Linked DNA regions of Homo sapiens: region 1 is linked to region 2. Evidence: chromatin loops called from intact Hi-C (ENCODE). Cell type or tissue: Calu3. All regions are shown on one strand. Links, peaks and the distances in the headings refer to the core of each region. The heading gives the core; the rest is flanking DNA.

The links. A loop is a pair of places that touch in the nucleus more often than their neighbours do. Peaks named below come from ENCODE experiments on the same cell type or tissue, not always from the same donor. Only the 100,000 strongest peaks of a DNase experiment are listed, where the experiment ranks them.
Region 1: a loop joins it to region 2, with 3 times the contacts of the local background. A loop is called at or near these places in 2 of 110 quality-filtered maps.

Annotation. Positions count from the first base shown.
Region 1 is chr3:176,161,419-176,172,378 of GRCh38, forward strand. No RefSeq gene overlaps it. Among named protein-coding and RNA genes, the nearest start is that of MIR7977, 350 kb to the right of the region's middle. RefSeq lists an enhancer at 10,923-10,960. In Calu3, for the core only: no CTCF peak of the experiment used is centred there; a DNase peak (open chromatin) is centred at 6,023.
Region 2 is chr3:174,855,113-174,866,072 of GRCh38, forward strand. It overlaps NAALADL2 (N-acetylated alpha-linked acidic dipeptidase like 2), which reads left to right and starts at 4,222. Exons shown (of 14, transcript NM_207015.3): 1 at 4,222-4,338. The coding sequence starts at 4,296. In Calu3, for the core only: a CTCF peak has its summit at 7,170; DNase peaks (open chromatin) are centred at 4,159, 4,889, 7,189, 8,569 and 2 weaker places.

The DNA of each region.
Region 1 (10,960 bases), core at 1,943-9,942, 1.3 Mb after region 2:
CCTCAAATGTACAGCAAGATAAAACTTCCTTAAACATATATCTCACAGGACCTATAAAACAATAACACAATGAAACATAATCAAGGTATTCAGGCAACAACTAGCACAATGAATAAAGCATTACCTCACATCTCAATAATAATGTTGAATGCAAATGGCCTAAATGCCCCACTTAAAAGATAGAAAATGGCAGAATGGATAAACATTCACCAACCAAGTATCTGCTGTCTTCAAGACACTCACCTAACACATAAAGACTCACATAAAGTTAAGGTAAAGGGATGGAAAGGGATATTCCAGGCAAAATGAAAACCAAAAGTGAGCAGGAGTAGCTATTCTTATATCAGACAATAAAGACTTTAAAACATCAACAGTTTAAAAAGACAAAGAGTGACATTATATTATGATAAAAAGATAAGTCCAACAGGAAAATATCACAATCCTAAATATATATGGACCTAACATGGGAGCTCCCAAATTTATAAAACAATTATTACTAGACATAAATAATGAGACAAATGGCAACTCAATAATAGTGGGTTCTACAGTACTCCACTGACAGCACTAGACACGTCATCAAGACAAAGTAAACAAAGAAACAATGAGCTTAAACTATACCCTACAACAAATGGGCTTAATAGATATTTACAAAACAATTGCAGAATACACATTCTTTTCATCAGCACAGGGAACACTTTCCAAGATAGATCATATGATAGACCACAAAACAAGTGTCAATAAATACAAGAAAATCAAAATTATATCAAGTACCATCTCAGTCCATAGTGGAATGAAATAGGAAGTTAACTCCACAAAGAACCCTTGAAACTACAGAAAACATGAAAAATAATCTGCTTCTGCATGATCTTTGGGTCAACAATGGAATCAAGATGGAAATTAAAAAATTCTTTGAACTGAAGGATAATAGTGACAAAACTTATGAAAACCCCTGGGATAGAGACAAAGAGGTGCTAAGAGGAAAGTTCATAGCATTAAATGCCTACATCAAAAAGTCTAAAAGAGCACAAATAGACAATCTAAGGTAATGCCTCAAGGAACTAGAGAAACAAGAACAAACCAAACCCAAATCCAGCAGAAGAAAACACATAACAAAGATCAAAGCATAACTAACTGAAATTGAAACAAAAGAAAAACAATACAAAAGATAAATGAAACAAAAAGCTGGTTTTTTGAAAAGATAAACAATATTGATAGACCATTAGCAAGATTAACCAAGGAAAGAAGAGAGAAGATCCAAATAGCTCAATTAGAAACAAAATGGGAGATATTACAACAAATACCACAGAAATACAAAAGATCATTCAAGGCTTTTATGAACACCTTTACATGCACAAACTAGAAAATCTAGAGAAGATGGATAAATTCCTGGACATATACAACCCTTTCAAGATTAAGGAAGAAATAGAAACTTTGAATAGACCAACAACAAGCAGCGAGATTGAAACAGAAATTTAAAAATTGCCAACAAATAAAAAAGTCCAGGACCAAGTGGATTCACAGATGAATTCTATCAGGCCTTCAAAGAATTGGTATGAATCTTACTGAAACTATTCCAAAAGATAGAGAAGTAGGGAATTCTCCCCAAATCATTCTATGAAGCCAGTATCACTGTATTACCAAAACCAGGAAAGGACATAACAATAAAAGAAAATTACAGACCAATATGCCTGATGAACATAGATGCAAAAATCCTCAGCATAATACTAGCTAACTGAATCAAACAGCATATCAAAAAGATAATTCACCGTGATCAAGTGGGTTTTATACCAGGGATGCAGAGATGGTTTAACACATGCAAGTCAATAAATGTGATATACTACATAAAGAGAATTAAAAATTTTATGATCATCCAAATAGTTGCAGAAAAGCATTTGACAAAATTCAGCATCCCTTTATGATTAAAACTCTCAGCAAAATCAGCATAGAAGAGACATACCTCAAGGTAATAAAAGTCATCTATGAAAAACCCACAGTCAGCATTGTACTAAATGGAGAAAAGTTGAAAGTTGAATTGGAACAAGACAAGGATGTCCACTTTCACCATTTCTATTCAAGATAGTATGGGAAATCCTAGCCAGAGAAATCAGACAAGAGAAAGAAATAAAATGCATCCAAATCCAAAGAGAAAGTCAAACTGTTGCTGTTTGCCAATGATTAATCGTATACCTGGAAAACCCTACTTGTCCAAAAAAACTCCTAGATCTGATAAACAAATTCAGTAAAGTTTCAGAAAACAAAATCAATGTACACAAATCAGTAGCACTACTATACACCAATAGCAACCAGGCTGAGAATAAAATTAAAAACTCAACCCTTTTTACAACAGCTGCAAAAAATAAAACAAAATACTTAGGAATATACCCAGTCAGCCCCCCAAACTTTCAGGGACATGTATGAAGCTGGAAACCATCATTCTCAGCAAACTAACACAAGAACAGAAAACCAAACACCACATGTTCTCACTCATAAGTGGGAGTTGAACAATGAGAACACATGGACACAGGGAGGGGAAAAACATACACCAGGACCTGTCAGGGGGTGGGGAGGTAGGGGAGGGATAGCATTAGGAGAAATACCTAATGTAGATGATGAGTTGATGGTTGCAGCAAACCACCATGGCACGTGTATACCTACGTAACAAAACTGCACGTTCTGCACATGTAACCCATAACTTCAAGTATATATTTTTTTTTAAAAAGGAATATACCTAACCAGGAGGTGAAAGATCCCTGCAAGGAAAACTAAAAAACACTACTGAAAGAAATCATAATGATGCAAACAAATGGAAACACATCCCATGCTCATGGATGGGTAGAATCAATAGTGTGAAAATAACCATACTGCCCACAGCATTCTATAAATTCAATGCATTTCCCATCAAAATATGGTCATCATTATTCACAGAAGTAGAAAAAACAATCTTAAAATTCATATGGAACAAAAAAGAGCCCTCATAGCCAAAGAAAGACTAAGCCAAAAGAACAAATATGGAGGCATCATGTTACCCCACTTCCAACTATAGGACAAGCCTATAGTTATCAAAACATCATAGTACTGGCATAAAAATAGGCATGTAAACCAATGGAACAGAATAGAGAACCCAGAAATAAATCCAAATACTTATAGCCAACTGATCTTTAACAAGGCATACAAAAACGTAAAGTGGGGAAAAGATACCCGATTCAACAAATGGTGCTGAGATAATTGGCAAGCCACATGTAGAAGAATGAAGCTGCATCCTCATCTCTCACCTTATGCAAAAATCTACTCAAGATGGATCAAAAACTTAAATTTAAGACCTGAAACCTAAAAAATCTAGAAGATAACTTTGGAAAAACTCTTCTAGACATTGGCTTAGGCAAAGAGTTTATGACGAAGAACCCAAAAGCAAATGCAACAAAATCAAAGATAAATAGATGAGATTTAATTAAACTAAAATGCTTCTGTACAGCAAAAGAAATAATCAGCACAGTAAACAGACAACCCACAGAGTGGGAGAAAATATTCACAAACTGTGCATCCGACATAGAACTGATATACAGAATCTATAAGGAACTCAAGCAAATCAGCAAGTAAAAACAAATAATCCCATCAAAAATTACGCTAAGGTCATGAATAGACAATTCTCAAAGGAAGATATACAAATGGCCAACAAACATATGAAAAAATGTGCAACATCACTAATGATCAGGGAAATGCAAATCAGAACCACAATGTGATGCTACTTTACTCCTGCAAGAATGACCAAAATCAAAAAATAATAGATGTTGGCATGGATGTGGTGAAAAGGGAGCACTTGGACACTGCTGGTGGGAATGTAAACTTGTACAACCACTATGAAAAACAGTATGAAGATTCCTTATAGAACTAAAAGTAGAACTACCATTTGATTCAGCAATCCTACTACTGGGTATCTACCCAGAGGAAAAGAAGTCATTATATGAAAAACAGACTTGCACATGCATGTTTATAGCAGCACAATTCACAATTGCAAAAATAAAAAAATCAGCCTAAATGCCCATCAACCAATGAATGAGGAGATAAAAAAAGTTATATATATATATATATATATATATATATATATATATATATATTTTCACACACACATCATGGAATACTACTCAGCCATAAAAAGGAACAAAATAATGGCATTTGCAGCAACCTGGATGGAGTTGGAGACCATTATTCTAAGAAGTGAAGTAACTCAGGAATGGCAAACCAAACATCATATGTTCTCACTTATAAGCAGGAGCTAAGCTATGAGAATGCAGTCATAACAATGATATAATGGACTTTGGGGACTTCAGGGTTAGGGTTGGGTAGGTGAATGATAAAAGACAACACATTGGGTACAGTGTACACTGCTCACATGGTGGGTGCACCAAAATCTCAGATCACCACTAGTGAACTTTTCCATGCAACCAACCACCACCTGTTTCCTAGTTTTGAAATAAAAATTTAAAAAAAGAAAATAATCCATGTATCCATTTTAGGAATGTGACATAGTTAGCCTAGAGTCGTAGAACATAAAAAGAACACTTACAATTACAAGACCAAAACAAACTATATGATTGCGTATAATGTGCAAGTATTAAACATGTCTGATCTTTAAACCTAGTAAATTATTTCACTTTTCCTGGTTGTCACAAGCCATATGGTAGTTAAATCCAAAAGAGAAAACAAAGGCACAGAGGGTGTATAGTCAATCTGTACTTCCAGTCATATTAAGGATAAATTTGCATTGTCACTTAAATGACTAGGTTGATCGTCACATAATTAATAATTAATATATAAAAATGTTCCACTTACATTGCACAGTTATAGGCTCTGTCTTAAAATTAAGATTGAAGAAAATAAAATAATATAAATTATTTTGTGAAAGTAATGTATGATAAGTTGGTGGTAGCTCATTCTGTCTTCATGGTTTATTCATTTTATGTAATTGAAAAATTTTCTTCAGGGTATCATGTATTTAATTTTTATTCAACCATAAACTGAAGCAGTCAGGAGCAGCAGCTGTTTTACTAAGCAGGGAGATATTTTATGGGTATTTTTTTCCTCCTTTTTTAACCTGTAAGAAGTTTTACCTTCCCAGAGAGAGTGGAAGTGGAAGTAGTCATAATAACAATTATAAATGCAATTAAGGAAGTTTATTTACTTTTGACCAGACATTTTAACATATAGCCCCTACCATGTCTTTTACAATGTAAATATATACTTAGTGTTGTTAACAAATTACTAATGAAGTAAAAGAAATAAACATCAAATAGGAAAGACTCTCTCATGCTGAAATAAATCTCTCTGTCTTTCATTTTATCTATCATCTATCTATCTGAAGGTTTTTTCCCAAGTTCATGTGAACTGACGTTGGAAAACAAGAAAACAGATTCTGTCTTGATATTTTCCAGTCCTAGACTTTGAGAATTCATTCATTCCTTTAAGAGATGATTGATCTATTATCACTTAGTTCCTTATAGTTGCCTTTAATCTTAATGAGTTGGTAACACAGTGATTGGGATGGTGTGATGCCCCATGATTAAGGCCATGGTTTGTTACTGATGATAGACGTTATTTATCTCTGACTCTTCTCTCTCATAGATACTATCATTTGCTAAGTGCCTTTTACAGAAACCCTACAATGACTTTCATAGCAGCCCCTCCTATTTACTCTCAGGAACATTACCTTATTTGAAAAGCTTTCTTTCTCATCCGACTTACTGTAATAGAACTCTGATAATTTTATCTCCACATTTCCATAAATAATTAAAATTAAAGCATTTCTATTCATTTTGGTGAACTAGTTTTAGGAAGAGCTCTCATTTTATTCCACTCTAAAGCAAAAACTACACAAATGTTAATGATTTTCCATAACCAACTCAAAAGTACCCATAAATCCTAACAACAATTCAGATATTTCATGATTTGTTTCCCAACCAACCTGTTTATTCTTAGGTCATGTAATTTCACCTTAATTCCCCTGGAGTCCAGCCAAACTGAAAGGTAGGAAGAATTATGTTACCTAAACTCACCAGACTTGCTAGACGAAGCAACTTGCTCCAGAAACTCTGTAAATCTTAATGACTAATGCCCATACCAGTCGAGTTGAATACTTACCATGAGTCAATTGTGTTTGTTCCCAAACCTGTTTGTCATTTTTACTTATTATTGTAAATAATAAATTGAGATATATAATGCTTTATTGTTGAGGAGAGCAGAGGGGAAAAGGCCTGCCACTGAAAGCCATCCCTTACATGGGTTTCCAACTCAATTTTATACCATCTGTGTGCTCCAGAAAACCTCAAAGTATCCATTTAAATTAATATGTCCTTTAGTTAGATATGCTCCAAAATATCTGGTAAAAGCAACATTAATCCCTTCCAGGGAAACCTACCATAATATTAGGCCAAAAATAATTTCCCTAAATAATTTTCTAATAAAATTGAATAGCTAATAGTTAAAAATTTTAGCACCAAGGAAACCAGTCACCACAAGTGAGAATATCACCCCCCAAAAAAGGCAACAGAATTAGAGAGAAGACACTAAAAATGTGTATTTTATAAAAATTTATGCTTACTACTATTTAGAGAAATAAAAGACAAACTTGAAAATACAGGAAGAAAACGAATAACTATAAAGTTTTGTTGCACAGATTTGCAAACTAACCAAATGGAGTTTTAAAATGTAAAAGAGAGTAACTTAAAAGCTCAATGGAATAGTAAGGCTGCAGACTAGAATATCTCTAGCTAAAGAGAGATTTAGTGAACTGGAATTTTCATTTTTATAGACTCAACAGTTGTAGAAAAGAGGAAGGAGAAAAAAGCAGAAAAGAAAAGAACACACATTACTTAATAACTTCAAAATTATACCATTTATCAAACTGGAATCCTATTATAAGTCTTCCATATCCCATGCTGATAATTAAAAGAAATACTGCCTATCTTGAATTTCTGTGTTGAATAGAATGTGTGAGGCAGGTCCAACCAACTTATAACAAGTTAATTCTTACATGAATCTATAACCCAAATTTCTGATAAACAATTGACTGCACCACTTCAAATAAACTTTTCTCCTTGTCTTATTAGATAGGAAATCTTTGCTCCAAAATTAATTTCCCATCAGTTCCATAGGTATGCCATTCTAATCACAACCCCATTCTCTGGCTTGATCAATGTCTGTGGTGCAAGATTTGTGGCTGTGGCTACACGAAATGGTTTAAGAGTAGTTTCCAGCAATGATCCCTCAATATTTTACCAAGTCGATTGCCTTACATACTTGTATAGTTTCCATTGTACTCTGCAGATATCTACTTGGATTTCAATTTATGAAATAAAAATTGAATGGTTGAAATACATTATAATGAAGGAAATTTGAGCCTATATTTAGCAACCAGCATAAAAACAATCATATAATATTATACATATTACAATTTAAAGTGTCTCTGTATATGTAATATTTACAAAAATCATGAGAGGTAGACCGGGCTGAAAATAACATCTCAATTTTACAGAATGTTAAGTGGTTTGGCTAAAATCACAGAGATAATAATGGTGGAGACAAAAGAACAAAAGTCTTCTTAATCTGAACTAAATTTTCTTTCTGTAATTTTCATGTTGCCAAGACTGAGATAAATCTTTTAGTTTTCTTTTTTTACTCTGGAAAGTGCCAGAAACCTCATCTCTAAGAGTCATTAAATCTCATTAATGTATTATTCATTTATTTTAATTTGAAATTTGTCTAAAGTAAAATATTATAAAACCAAAAAACTGATTAAACATGATAGTATAGTTGAAGTTGTTGAATTTTTTAAGTTGTAAGAATTTTATACCTTAACTAAAGCAATTCAGAGACAGTTAAATTAATGAATTATGTTATAATTTATCATCTTGAATGAGGAAATAATAAACATGTCATCATCATTTTCTTGTTCCAAAATAATTATTTAGGAAAATAATTCAACTTAACATTCTTTGTGTGTGTGTGTGTGTGTGTGTGTATGTGTGTTTTAATAAGAACTAGAATTAAACTGATAGTTATCTTCTGTATCTCTTTTCCTTCAGAAGTTTTTTTTGTTTTGTTTTGTTTTTTTAAAAAAAAAATGCAGAAGACCGCACACTTCTGGTGTTAGCTTGTTATGCTTTGATGTTAAACAAAGAGTTCCTGGCAAACAATTGCCACTTCTGGGTCACTAGTTCAAATGAGAATTGTACTCTCAGTGTCAATTGTGCAGCATTTGGTGATTCTTTGTTGTTCCTGATATAGTCTGTTTTCTACAAAACATCACAAGTTTAGTAGAAAGATACAGACCAGGGAATAAAGAGCAATATAACCTAAAGAATTTCTTGTTTCAACTTAGTTTCTGGTTATCAGAGCTACAAGTTGACCACATTGCAACCCAGTTAAAGTCTTACAAACATCCTCAAAACAGTCAAAAAAATTTAGGGAAAGAAGAGTATGTTTCCAGGATTCATTCCAACAGTCTCAAAAGATAGATAGGAGCAGAGATAGAAGAGAAGATGGGTCAACCCTTAGGCTTCATAGAAAATGTGGGAGCAAGGTCACCCTGAACATTTGAGGCCAGGCTCTTTATAAACCTTGAATTTTTAATAGTAAATCCAAATCCTAATGTAGTTACTCTCAAAAATCTAATATATAAAAAAGAGAGAAAGAACAAATATATCTGAAGTATTTTACTGTATACCAGAATGTGTTAGGCTTATTTGATGTCCAAAATAAGATATTAGGTGTCTATTTGTAGCCGTAGTACAACAAGTTGTCGTTATTGTTTTTCACATGAGGAGGCTGAAGTTTAGAGAACTTTAATGCTTGCCAAGGATGATACATCTAGCAAGTTACAGGGCTCAAAATGCATGTTTAGACTGAAGCTTCACATTGATAGGAGTCTCTATATTCATTCCAGAATTAAAACAGAGACAAAATTCCCCTCAGAAGAGGAGCAAATATTTTAGTTTTCCACTTCTGCAAAGGTTATAGTGGTTAATTGGAGCTATTGGGCTTCCAACAAATTCTGGGGAAATGTATCACTGAAAATTTAGAGAGTGGAGAGCAATATTCTGGGAGGTTCTTGCCATACCTCATGTTGTTCATTATTTACAATTTTTAATTTAGGATTGGCCCAGATATTCAAGTCATGTACTGATCACACCATTCTTTTGTTTCACTTCCAGTGAAAAACTTCTTAAACCTAGGAGAGATCAACACCTGCAGTTCAAAGATTTTAGCCTTTAGTTTTTATGATTTTGAGAATCGTATCTCTAATATACTGCTGGGATTACCTCCTCCTCCATAGATTCTACTTTCACTTCCTGCAATGAATCTATCATACACTATTATATTGTCAGGTCATTCTAGGGGTTATCTACTCAACCCCAAAGTACTTTGGTAGCTAGTCTATTGCAGAATGCTGAGTTGTGCTACTTACTGGAAGTGAGCTTTTCATTTCTTTGGATTGATTCTCTATGTATTACTTTCTTTCAAAAACATAATTACATGCATTCTTCTATCAGATTCTTAGTTGGATCACTTTCTCCTGCATCCCAATGTTATGATTCTATGTATTTATTCAACCCTCCTCTAAGCATCATATAATTACGAAGTAGAATTGCTAGCCCTTAATGTTATCAGCAAAACCCATTAGGTAATTTCTTGTTGCCTGAATTGCCCCTATCTCATTAAAGCAGCCTACAGCCTTTAATGATTCTTTGCCAGAATAGATAATGTGGTTAAAAAATGTAAGCAATTATACACAGAATACTCATTTTAAAATGCCTATGATGTGCCAAACAATAAAACTCTCTACCTTTAGGAATATCGATTCAGTTTGATTCAATTTAACAAACATTTATTGGATGCCAGATGTATGTCAAAGCACTAGTCCAGGTTCTGGGGATCTACGGATAAATAATATACAGTGCCCAGTCTCAGGGAACTCACACTATAACAGGAAAAACATAAAAATTAATGTGGAAATAACATGATAAGTACCATAGGAGAGCTACACAGGAAATATTATGAGACCACAAAAAAGAATCAATCAAGTTGACCTTTAGGGGGCATTGAGTAGCAAGTACTTTTATAGGCAGCCTAGAGGTGGTTATTATATTTGACTTCTAAGGGTAAATGGTTGCTCACTAGGAAGGTAAGAAGGAAGAAAGAAAGGAAGCAAGGAAGGAAGGAAGGAAAGGAGAGAAGGAGGGAGGGAGAAAGAAAGGAAATTCTAAACAGAGAAAATAACAGGAGCAAGAGAATGAGAATGTAAATGTAGCCAGGATGTTTTGTAGGTGATTGGGTCACTGCACTGGCAAGAGAGGAAATTAGAAAAAAAAAAAAAAAATAGAACCAACCATTAAGGGCTTTGAATGCCACAATAAAGCATTGGAAATTTATTTCAAAGGTGACCGTATTAGTTTTCTATACTGCATAAAGATTTACCACAAACTTAGCAGCTTAAAGCAAAATTCATTTGCTATCTCACAGGTCAGAAGTATAGGCATTATTTAGCTGGATCTTCTGTTAAGGACCTGAAAAGCCTGCAATTGACATGTTAGCTAGGGTTTGATTCTCATCCAGAGGCTCAACTAGGTAGGCATCTTCCTCCCCACTTGGGTGACTGTTTCTTGCTTTTTCAAAGTCTGCAAGGAGAGAGAGACTCAAGCAAGTCTGATAATAAGACAGAGTTTTATATAACATAATGGAAACGCAGGAAGAACATCCCATCATTTTTGCTATATTCTATTTGTTAAAAGCAAGTCACAGTCCCACTGACCTCAAGGGGATGGAATTATATGAAATTGTAAACTCCAGGAAGTAGGGATCATGAGGGTCATCTTAAAGTTTGTCCACCACGGACAATGAGTGTTTTTTTAAGCAGTGACATATAATACCTATGCATAAGAAATAAGCTAGTGTGGAATTGTGAATA
Region 2 (10,960 bases), core at 914-8,913:
ACAGGCGTGAGTCACTGTGCCCGGCCTATGCTATACTTTTACATGAGTGGCAGCATAGTAGCTATTTTTATATCAGCATCAACACAAAACATGTGAGTAATGTCTTATGCAAGACATTTTGACAGCTATGATGTTATGACAGCTATGACATTATGACAGCCATGACATCCCTAGGCGATAGGAAAATTTTGGCTTCGTTATAATCTTTTGAGACCACCTGTGTTTATTCAGTCCACCATTGATTGAAACATCATTATTCAGTGCATGACTATGGTGTATTAACTTCTTATTCTCTTTCATTTCTTATCCTGGTTTTGACTTTTATTTTGGAAATTCTCATAATTACCATCATTTCTTATATCCTTCTAACTCTTAATGTTTTGCTCTTGCAGTTAAAACTCCCTACTTTCCCTCATCACTTTTCGCTTTTAAGCTTTAATTTGTTACTTTTCCCAACTGAAAATTTTCTATCATCTTCTTTGCTAATCTATGTCTTTGTTTTCTTTGAGACTCTTTTATTCACCCTTTCTGATGATGGTAATTTTATTCATTTTCACAAAATTCATTGCAGGCTCAATGTGTGCTAGGAACTGGGCTAGGTGCCAGGAACTTGATGACTACTTTTAAAGTGTCTTTGGCATAACAGAGTGTCAGGAGAGAAATACACACACACACACACACACACACACACACACACACACACACACATGTATATGTCTCATATATATGAAAGATATGTATATATGTGTATATATGTATATATACATACATATGAATATATATACACATAGATATGAATATATATACACATAGATATGAATATATATACACATAGATATGAATATATGTGTATGTGTGTGTGTGTGTGTATATATATATATATATATATATGAGAGAGAGAAGTAAGAGAGAGAGACAGGTTCTCAGTCTGTCACTCAGGCTGGAGTCCAGTGGTATGATCATAGCTTACTGCAGCCTCAAACTTCTGGACTCAAGCAATCCTCTCATCTCAGTCTCTTGAGTAGGTGTACTACAGGCACACACCATCATGCCCAGATAATTTTTGTATTGTTTGTTCACACAGGATTATGCTATGTTGACCAGGGTGGTCTTGAACTCTTGGGCTTAAGCGATCCTTCTGCCTCAGCCTCCCAAAGTGCTGGGATTACAGTCGTGAGCTCCTGTGCCCAGTCTGAGAAATAATTAAGAAGTACAGTAGTCTTCCTGAATCCACACTTTTCCTTTCCACAATTTGTTATCAATGATCATCGTGGTCCAAAAATATTGAATGGAAAATTTTAGAAACAATCAATAAGTGTAAAATTGTGCATCATTCTGAGTGACTTGATGAGATCTCATTCTGTCCTGCCCAGGATGTGAATCATCCGTATGTCCAGTTTATTCACACTGTAGGTGCCTGTTAGCCACTTAGGATCCATCTCAGTTATCAGAAGGACTTTCATGGTAATTTGGTGCATGTTTTCAACTCTTATGTTACTTAATAATGGTCCCAAAATGCAAAAGTTATGAGGCTGGCAATTCAGATATGCCAGAGAAAAGCTGTAAAGTGATTTCTTTAATTGAAAAGATGAAAGTTTTGAGTTAATTAGGAAAGAAAATTTTATTGAGGTTTCCAAGATCTACTGTAAGAACATACCTTCTATTTGTAAAATTGTGAAGAAGGAAAGAGAAATCTGTGCTAGTTTAAGCTGTCACACCTCAGACTGCAAAAGTTACAGCCACGGTGTGTGATAATTGCTTAGTTAAGATGGAAAAGGCATTAAATTTGTGGGTGGAAGATATGAACACAAATGTGTTCCGATTGATGTCATTTGGGTTTGGTACTATATGTGGTTCAAGCATTCACTAAGGGTCTTGGAATGTATTCTCCTGAGGTTAAGGGGGCCTACTGTACCTATAATATAATGTGACAAGAGCCATGGTGAAATGAAAAGTTTAGAATTGTTAAGGGGTGTCTGGGAGCACAAGGAAGGGACCTGAACTCAGACTGAATTCAACAAGAATTTCTGCATATGAATTCAGCAAAAGGGAGGTGAAGAAGTTTTTTAGGCATGTGCAAAACTCACCAGGTATGTTAAAAAACGTCCTGGAAGAAATTTTCCAGGCATGCACAAAGACCCAGAAGGAGAAAGAAAATATGTGTGCACATGGCACTTTATTAGTATTGCAACTGATTCTTTTCTACTCAATCAGTATTTATGTTACTTTCTGTGAACTTACGAACTTAAGACCTTTCTGGTGTTTATATTTGTATGGATTTTTTGTTATCGTTTAAGAATAGGACTTCTCTATTCCACTTTCATCGTAATTTACCACATGCTATAATTCAGCTCATAGATAATGGGTGCTTTATAACTGTTATTGACTAATTTCAGTGCCTGGGGCAGGTCTGTAAATATATTTCCAAGTTTGTCATAATGAGTGAGGATTGATATGTGTGTTGGTCCTTTTAAAGTGAAGTAAGAATGTGATGATTACAGTGTTTTATTGGCAAACATTCAATTTCAAGTTACTGTTGGTAAAGTATGTAGCATGGTGTGTATATATATATATTACAGTATGCAATTGCTATAGGCAAAGGGTTATTCTATTCTGGAGCAAACCACAACCCAGATTTTAAATCAGAGGCTCCTGGCATTATAAAGAGAGAATGGGTTTTCAATGGTCCAGCTCCCTCATAGAAGAAACTGAGACCTAGAGAGGTAATAAATGAAAGAGACAACTCCCAATTGCAATCAGAAATTTTTAATGTCATGTTTGCCTTTATTTCTAATACTTTTGAGAAAAACTGTTGTTTGACATTTCTGTACTTTACACAACTTATATAGTCAATTTTTACATTAGTAAGCTAGCACACATAATATATAGATTTTTTCAAATTAAAAAGCAATGGATTATAAAGAAAGGAGCTTGAGCTTCATATACATATATATGTGTGTAACTACAGCCTATATATATATATTAGCTGCAGACTAATAAAAATGTTTTTATATATTATATATTTGAATATAATAATATGTAATTATTACAATATTAAATATATAATATATAATTTGTAAAATATTAATATATATGAATATGAATATATATTTATATTCATTTATTTACTAGTCTAACTACAGCCAAAGTTAAGGATTTCTAGAGGGAAGAAAGTGGAGATTGTTTTTTATTCTAGGTGCCTTATGGGGGACAAAGCTTAAATAAATTGCCTTAATTCTGTGATATCTTTGCTTTCTCACATACAAATGAATATTTAAAGATACGTCTCCAATTTGTTGCTCTTGTTTGCTGGGAATTATTTTTGTTGAGTCACAACAGTTAATCTAAGTTAATATTCACCATGCTTCTATTCAAAAGGCAATGCAAATATCATGACTCTCCTTTTACAAATGAGGACCTTGAGGCAACTCAGGATTAGGTTGAACAGTTTTTTTCAGGTCTCTCAGTTAATAAGTTGCATAACTGATGTCAGTACATGATCTGGGACATCAATGCTGCAGTTCAGCATTCATTCCACTCATCAGAAGAACAAGAGGGAGAGAAGGAAGAAGAAGGAAAAGGAAGAGGAAAATTAGAAATTGTTTTTTGTTTATTGTCCATTATTCACAGTGTTTAGCACAGCCATACATTAGTGTTTTCAATCTTCGTACTAATCATACATACTTCATACATACTAGATATTATTCTATTTTATAGTTTAGGAAACTGAGTCTCAAAGAAGTTATATTCTTTGCTTACAGTCACACAGCAAGTATTAGAGATAATCCAAAACTTGTCTTCACACTGCTGCACAAAACTGACTCTGAGCTGTTCCTTATTTCCCTATGGTTTAAAAAATAAATGTCGTGTAATACACTTTAAATTTGATTTCTGTAGGAAAAGTAGATTAGAAACACTCAAAAACAAAGAAACCAAACTCTGTGAAGCTTGGTGTACTGGTAATATCAATGCTCTTTTAGGGGAAAATATAAATATGTTTCTGGACTAAAGTGAAAGTAGAGAATTAAAAGTTTATATCAAAACTGAAACAAAGCAATGTTTTGTGAAGTACACTTTAATAGCCATACAGTGGATCAAAAGATATGATCTCACTTCATAGTAAAACAGGTCCTGCAAGCCCAGGTAACTCAGGAAGCAGAATGGTAATTATTCACAGAAGAAAGCAGGTAGTATACTGTTACAATACTACAGTAGAAAGTCAGAAGGTCACAAAGCTTGCAGGGTAAGTGACACAACTTGAAACTGCTTGGCCCTCTTTAAAAAGAAATAATAAAATGGGAGAGAATGAAGCAAGTTTACCTAACACGTCTTTGCAAGGTAAGTACCAACAGCCTATGAACTTTTCACTTTTCACAATCAGAAACTTAAGCAGTGTTGATTACAAAGTCTGTGTGTTTCTGTGTATGCACACACGCATCCCTGCATGCATGTTCAGGTGCCCTGGCCCTGTTTTTAAGGTGTTTTCTGCGAGCGAGAAAAGAGGTGGAGATTGTTGATTCAGAGGAAGCATGTTTTCTCAGTTGTTTACAAAGACTCAGGCAACACAGAATCACAAATTTGGGGGACCCGTGGAGGGTATGGAAAGCTTTATCCTTAATCCCCAGTATAATGTTGGAGAAATGGTATAACCAACTTCCAGTGCATTTTCATGTTGGACCTTTTCCAACATTAACAGAACCTTGATTTTTGTCTCTACCTGTGGAGTGTTTATTGGTAATTAAGTTTTGCCATCTCTGGAGTTTACCAGCTCAGTTTCCCTGTAATTAATATAACCACTTTTTAAAAGGTAGAAAACAGGGGAACATGGGCGAGCCTATCAGTTAGGAGGCTGTGATTTATTTCACAGGTGTTGCTTAATCAGATACCTTTGTCCTTTGAAAGGACTGGCTTTGTTGACATTGGCTTGACTAGGCATCTCTGGTTAGAGGCTTGTTCACCGAAACAAATTTAAGGTCGCTCACATTTCACATTTTTGGGTAACAAAAGTTATTTCTTAAAGAAGAAAAAGAAAGTAGATATTGGGCCTAATCAATATTTGTTATAGACTTCTAGAATACCATGAGATCACATAGATCTGCATGATCCTAAAAATATATCACCTATTTTATAGTTAAATTATATTTTTCTTTCATTTCTTTAATCTTTTCTCTACATAGCCTGCTTAAGAATCCCCGTATCTTTTTTTATCTCTGTATATTTCCTAAAAATCTTTCTTGAAATACTGTGTAAAATGCTACTATAAAGCATTTTTAATTTAAAAGATTAATTTCAAAAGTCATGTAATAAATTCTATTGAAGAAAAACAGTAAGGTAAAAGGCTCATTTAGCATAATGAGAATCATTTATTTCTATGTGTCTTATGGACAAATGGTATTATGTACAAGATTATAACATATTCCTTATTTGTCTCTAATATTTTTCATTGGAAAGTATATGGGAAGCCTCTAGTTTGTTCCAATTGTGCATATGATAATGATTTTACATTAAATGTTTATTACTGTTTGGCAACCACCTAAATAGCCTATTCTAGGCTGTGTGGGTGCATCACCTGTCTGTATTCAGCGATCAAAATAAACTAAGGAGTAACCAGGCCTCTTTCCATTTCACTCATTATCCCTCTTTGTGTTAGGATCATGGGTAATATTTTTTTAATTGAATCCCAGATTGTGTATACATTTTGTTGTTGTTTCTTTCTTTTTCTCTGGTGCTTTTTATGTATATTATGTTTCTGGTAATACATATGTTTCACTGTGTAAGGATAGCCTTCCCTTTCCCCTATCCATATATATGTATAAAACTACAATTATTTTCAGAATTATTAATCAGAAAACCATGCACAAAATTCAACACAAGTGATATAGTAAATAATTTGAATGGTGTGCTTTAAGTTCAAGAACAGTGTGCCTAATCTTTAAGCCTTTTGTAGTTGGGTAAAACTTGTGAAATCAGTTATATACTAGGGAGTTTTTGTTTGTATACTCTGAAAACTTTTCAATAAAATATTTATTCTCTTCTGATCTTATTCATGTTTAAATGTATCCTTGGTAGGTCTGTAAATATTTCAGATCTATCTTCTTGGAGTATTGAAGTGCTTCCCTACCAGTTATATTTGCATCAAGATTCTTAAGAGCACCTATTAATCAAGTGAGGGTTAAAAAGAACCGATGGTAGTTCAGTTGTTGGTTTCGTTTCTGGATTTCTTTACATTATAAAGGCAATGGAATGCCTTAACATTTTTCTGTTGTCTGTGATACCCTGTCCAAAATCTGAAATTGAGTTTCAAAATGACCAAAGTGAATGAAAAGTTATTTTCTAGTGTTCAATTTCACCTTTGACTTAATGACATTTATAAAAAATTCTGAGGTTCTTTCAAATAATACTCATTGTCAGCTCCACTTACAAACGGATGTTCTTTAGTGGAAATAACTATGTTAAAATAATATGTTTTGTATATTAAACATGTGGATGACTTACGTGTTTTGACTATGAGGATAATATATTATGTAGATTATCATTGGAACTCCATCAAGTGCTTTGAATAATGATTTTCTAAGGCCATGTATCTAGATTTTCTAGATTCACTGAATGATCTCTAGTTACAATTTGAAAGGCTAGCCATAGATATTATCAATGATTATTCATCACAGTGCTTTTTCTGTACATCTCTGACCCAATTATACTCTCAGGGGGTTAGTTGCATGTGCCCTGGTTAGTGGAGCCCATATGCCATTAACATTTAGTGTTTCTGGTAGTATTGAGAACCCATTTTTTTTTTTTCCTGAATAAAAGTGAAGTTATTCCAAGGTTATCTTGAGCTGTGTGAACAGATTTTAATTAGCTTTTCAAACATAAAAAGGAATCTCCTCTTTTAGTCCCAATGACAAGGTAACCCCAGCGGAGAATTGTGTAAAGCTATCATACATGAAGGTTCATAATGTCCTCAGGATTCATAAAATAAATTATCTAGGTAAGGAGAGAATGCTAGAATTTTTTTCTAAACGTTGCAAATATGAATAAAATTGTACAAATAATATGGCATAAGGAATAGGGGTAAGTGCTTTCTAAGCATTGTTATTTGTGAAGGGAAGGATCATTTTTCTTGCATAATGCCTGCAAACTCACCTGCACCACTGAGTGGCACTCTATCACTCCATCAGTCTGTAACAGGAGTAGAGGGAGGGACATGGCTGGGAGATGGGAGGGTGACAGCTCCCTTCCTGGAAGGGAACTACCTGGAATATGCCTTAGGCTAAAGTTTCTTCAGAGGCCATCCTTGAACGTATAAGGGCTTCTTACCTCTTCTCTGCCTCGAAGGATGTCCATTTCCTACTTCTCCCAGGATTCTTATTAACAGAGTAGGTCCTAGTCAGAATTGGAAAATGGGGAAAGAATCTATCAGCATCCAGCTATGTGCTTCACCTGCTGAGCTCCTGCTACCTCAGGAATCCAGTTTCCATGAGCTTTTAACATGTTCTTTCTCTCCTTTTCATCTTTAGTCGAAATATATTCAAGGGCACCTTCCTCTTTGTAAATAATATGATATACTAATTGGCCCTTGAGATAATTGAATAAAAAGTATTTCTGAGTTTAATGCTGGGACAATCTTGTGAGAGGAGGAATCTTTAAGTTACGCCTCCCTGGGCTGTTTAATACACTTGGCACTCGTGCTGCCTACCAGCTGCCTGGATGTTTTGAGCGTTTCTAATAATAGCTCTCCTTCTACTTCAGTTCTTCTTAGTTCTCTAGCTCTAGGAAATCCCTACTCTGAAGGCTACAAAACAGTAGAACTCTGGGGGAAGATGTTCCAAGTACAGAGGAGTTGGCTGGATCCTGAGGAATGCAGAGCTAGCTCTAGATAGCAACCAGCAGGAGATAACTCTTCAACCCACTGAAGGAGAATTTTGCCATCACAGTTAGGAAAAAATAATCTTCAGAAAATTAACATTTTCAAGCTAGAAGATAGTCTCAAGTCCAATGTTTTTACTTTGTAGAGTAACAGAGATCCTATGAAGCTAGGAAAATTGTTTTTGGTTTCACAGAAGCCATTGCCAGAGGCCACGTCTCTAACCTGCTGCTCAAAACTGCGTTTGCTGCAGTTTTACGGAAGAATTTGGTGCATTATTTTCTAGAGTAATTTACTTTCCTATTTCTAATGGAGAAAGCAGTCTTAGTAATGTTTTCCATATTGACGTCTTTTAGTTTCTATATTTATGGTCTTGAAAGCATTGTCGAGTATTCAGTGAGCTTATTATGGAACCTGTCCATCCAGGCTTGGGTTTTCTCTTTACTAAACAAAAGTTACATTAGCTTGTAAGACATTTAGTTAATTTTCATTACAGCTAGGAGAAGTTGGCTTGTAAGTTCATAGGCACATGTATGGAATGTTTCTTCATAATAGAGTCATTGTTTAGAAATGGCACTAATTCTATTTAAAATAAGTAAAAGAAAAAAAAAACAACTCTAGGCAGGAGGAGCCTTAGTGTCTATGCTTCCAAGTTGCAGCCTGAGGGTAGTAGTACTTTGTACTCCAACCTGTTATACTGGTTTGGTGTGCATGCTTACTTTCTGTGGTGGGAAAAATATCTCTGTATTCATCATCAGAAACCATGACTGTGAGTGCCTTGAAATCTTTGTGATGCCACAAAGAGGACTAACCAGTATGTGACTCTTCCTTCCCAGCCTACAGAACTTTAATAGCATTTTCAATTAACAGAAGTGCAAGGAGCTCCTGTTGGACCTGTGTTCCATGAGGAAGGCTTTCACTAGCCCTTCATGATAGGTTCAAACACTTGAAGACCTGAGGAATTTCAGAGTTGACATTTAGATATTGAGGTAACAGGACATCTTGGAGTTGAAATTTCCAGAATCTTTGCTGGAAAGTCTCATAATCTCAAAACAAAATCAAGCAAATTTGGAGCAAAGAAAGTTGCTGAAAATGTCAAGGCATGAAATCCAAGGTGAGTCTGACCTAAATGAGTGAGTTAGGCAAAGGTGCATGTGAAGATGGACTGGGTACATTTTCCAGGTACAAGAGAGGGTCTTTGCAGCAGGCAAAAGAGATTAGGAAAACAAAATCTGAAGTAAAGCCTAAGAAATAGTTAATGAAATCAACTAACTGAGCTTATGAGCTAATTTTTTCTTTGTCTTTCTAAGTGGAAGTGGAATCTTTACCTTATTAGAAATAAGATGGCAAGCAGTGTACTTGAATAGAACGTGAGATAAAGGTGGTCAATGACATGGTACTTAGTTAAAACCTGCTGTTGGAGGAAAAGCCAATTCTCAAACACTTTGAAATATGGAGTTTGTTCCTGGAGTTTGTTTAATCCCCTTTGATTTAAATAATATTTTATGGTACTGAAATTGTTTCAAAGGGAAACATTTTACATTTCAATTAAAGTCACTGTAAAATCTTCTTGAAGAAAAGGTGATACATAACTACAGGATGACTTGATTGTTTATACGTTATTATTAATCATGCAATAAAAACTTTTCCATCTATTTAAAAGTTTGAATCTGTTTTTGAATTTTTCTTTGAACAAAAGATGCAGTAATAATCTTAAGATTATAAGTATATAAATGTAATTATTACTTTGTATGCTATTCTCTGGATTTTGGAAGGAGTTTAAACAAATTTAGCTAATTGAGTAGGACAGTAAGCCAAACTTCTTTGTATCACAGTTTTTTGGGGGAGGACTATTAACCAAACATGTATTTGATTTATTATTGGAAAGTATTAGACTTGATATATAAGTGAAGAAATAACAGGTGACTGCAAAGATTGCAAAGAAGATGTTATTAGGATGACAATACACAAAAGGGCATTGAGCTTCAGTTGATCCCTTGAGCTTCTAATTACTCTTCAGGAAAAGTATGTGTCAATAGTTTTATTTGACAATGCTATTTTGTTGCTCTGGTGACAGATATGTTTAACCATCTGCATAGTCGAACACTTCGGGAGGCTCTTTCATAAATGCTTTCTGTAATTTATATTGAAAAGTAATTTACCTGCCTCTTTAAACCCCTGATTAGTGTAATGCAGGTTGTATATTGTGTCCAAAAAAAAATAATAAAGTTATAAAATCCTACCAACTAAAAAAGTCGAAAGAGAAATACTTTGAAAAGTCAACTGCTAAATTTAATGCAGTTTATAATGAACATGCAAAAGGTGTGCACGTATGCTTGTTAAACCATACAATCAACTTTACCGTGTGACTTGAAACTTCAGTGAAAGATTCATTCTGAGATCTGATTAAACTGCTGAAATCCATTCAATCTCTTGATTCCTTTGTTCTCTCAAAAGTAAGCTCCTTTGAAAACAGGTCATGAGAAGAGAGGAATGAAGGATTATTGTACTTTATCTTCCTCTTTATTTATGACCTTTAATGCAATCGTAGACCAGCCTATCTTCCATTAAACTATTGATAAATCTTGAAAATTTCTCCATCACATCCACATTTCTTCGAGGGAGCTTTCAGAGATGGAGAAATACACTGCCTCAAAAGGTAGACATTGCTTCCATTCTTGCTGATTCTTGGTATTGTTATAACACAGGGATGTAAATAAGAAATTATAGAGGAATCTAGGAATTTATAGAGGGTTTCATAGAAGAGAGATGATTTGAAATTTCCTTGGCAGTTTGATAAACTGGAATAAGTGACCAGAAGGAAAAAAGCCTTCACTGGTCAAAAGAACAGCTGAGAGAAAGCATGGAAATTGTTTCTATGTATTTACTTGCTTTATTTCCCCCCTCTTTGGAAACAGAGGATTTTTCAAAATTCTCTACTTTGCTATAGGCTATAAATAAATAAACATAATAGAGATAAGATTAAGACAATGTAACAGTTAAAATTTGTATACAAAATATATGCCAGAACATGCTGAAAAACTGTCAAGCAGGTGACAAATTTGCTTTCAAGCCTCCTAGCAGCCAAAAGAAAAT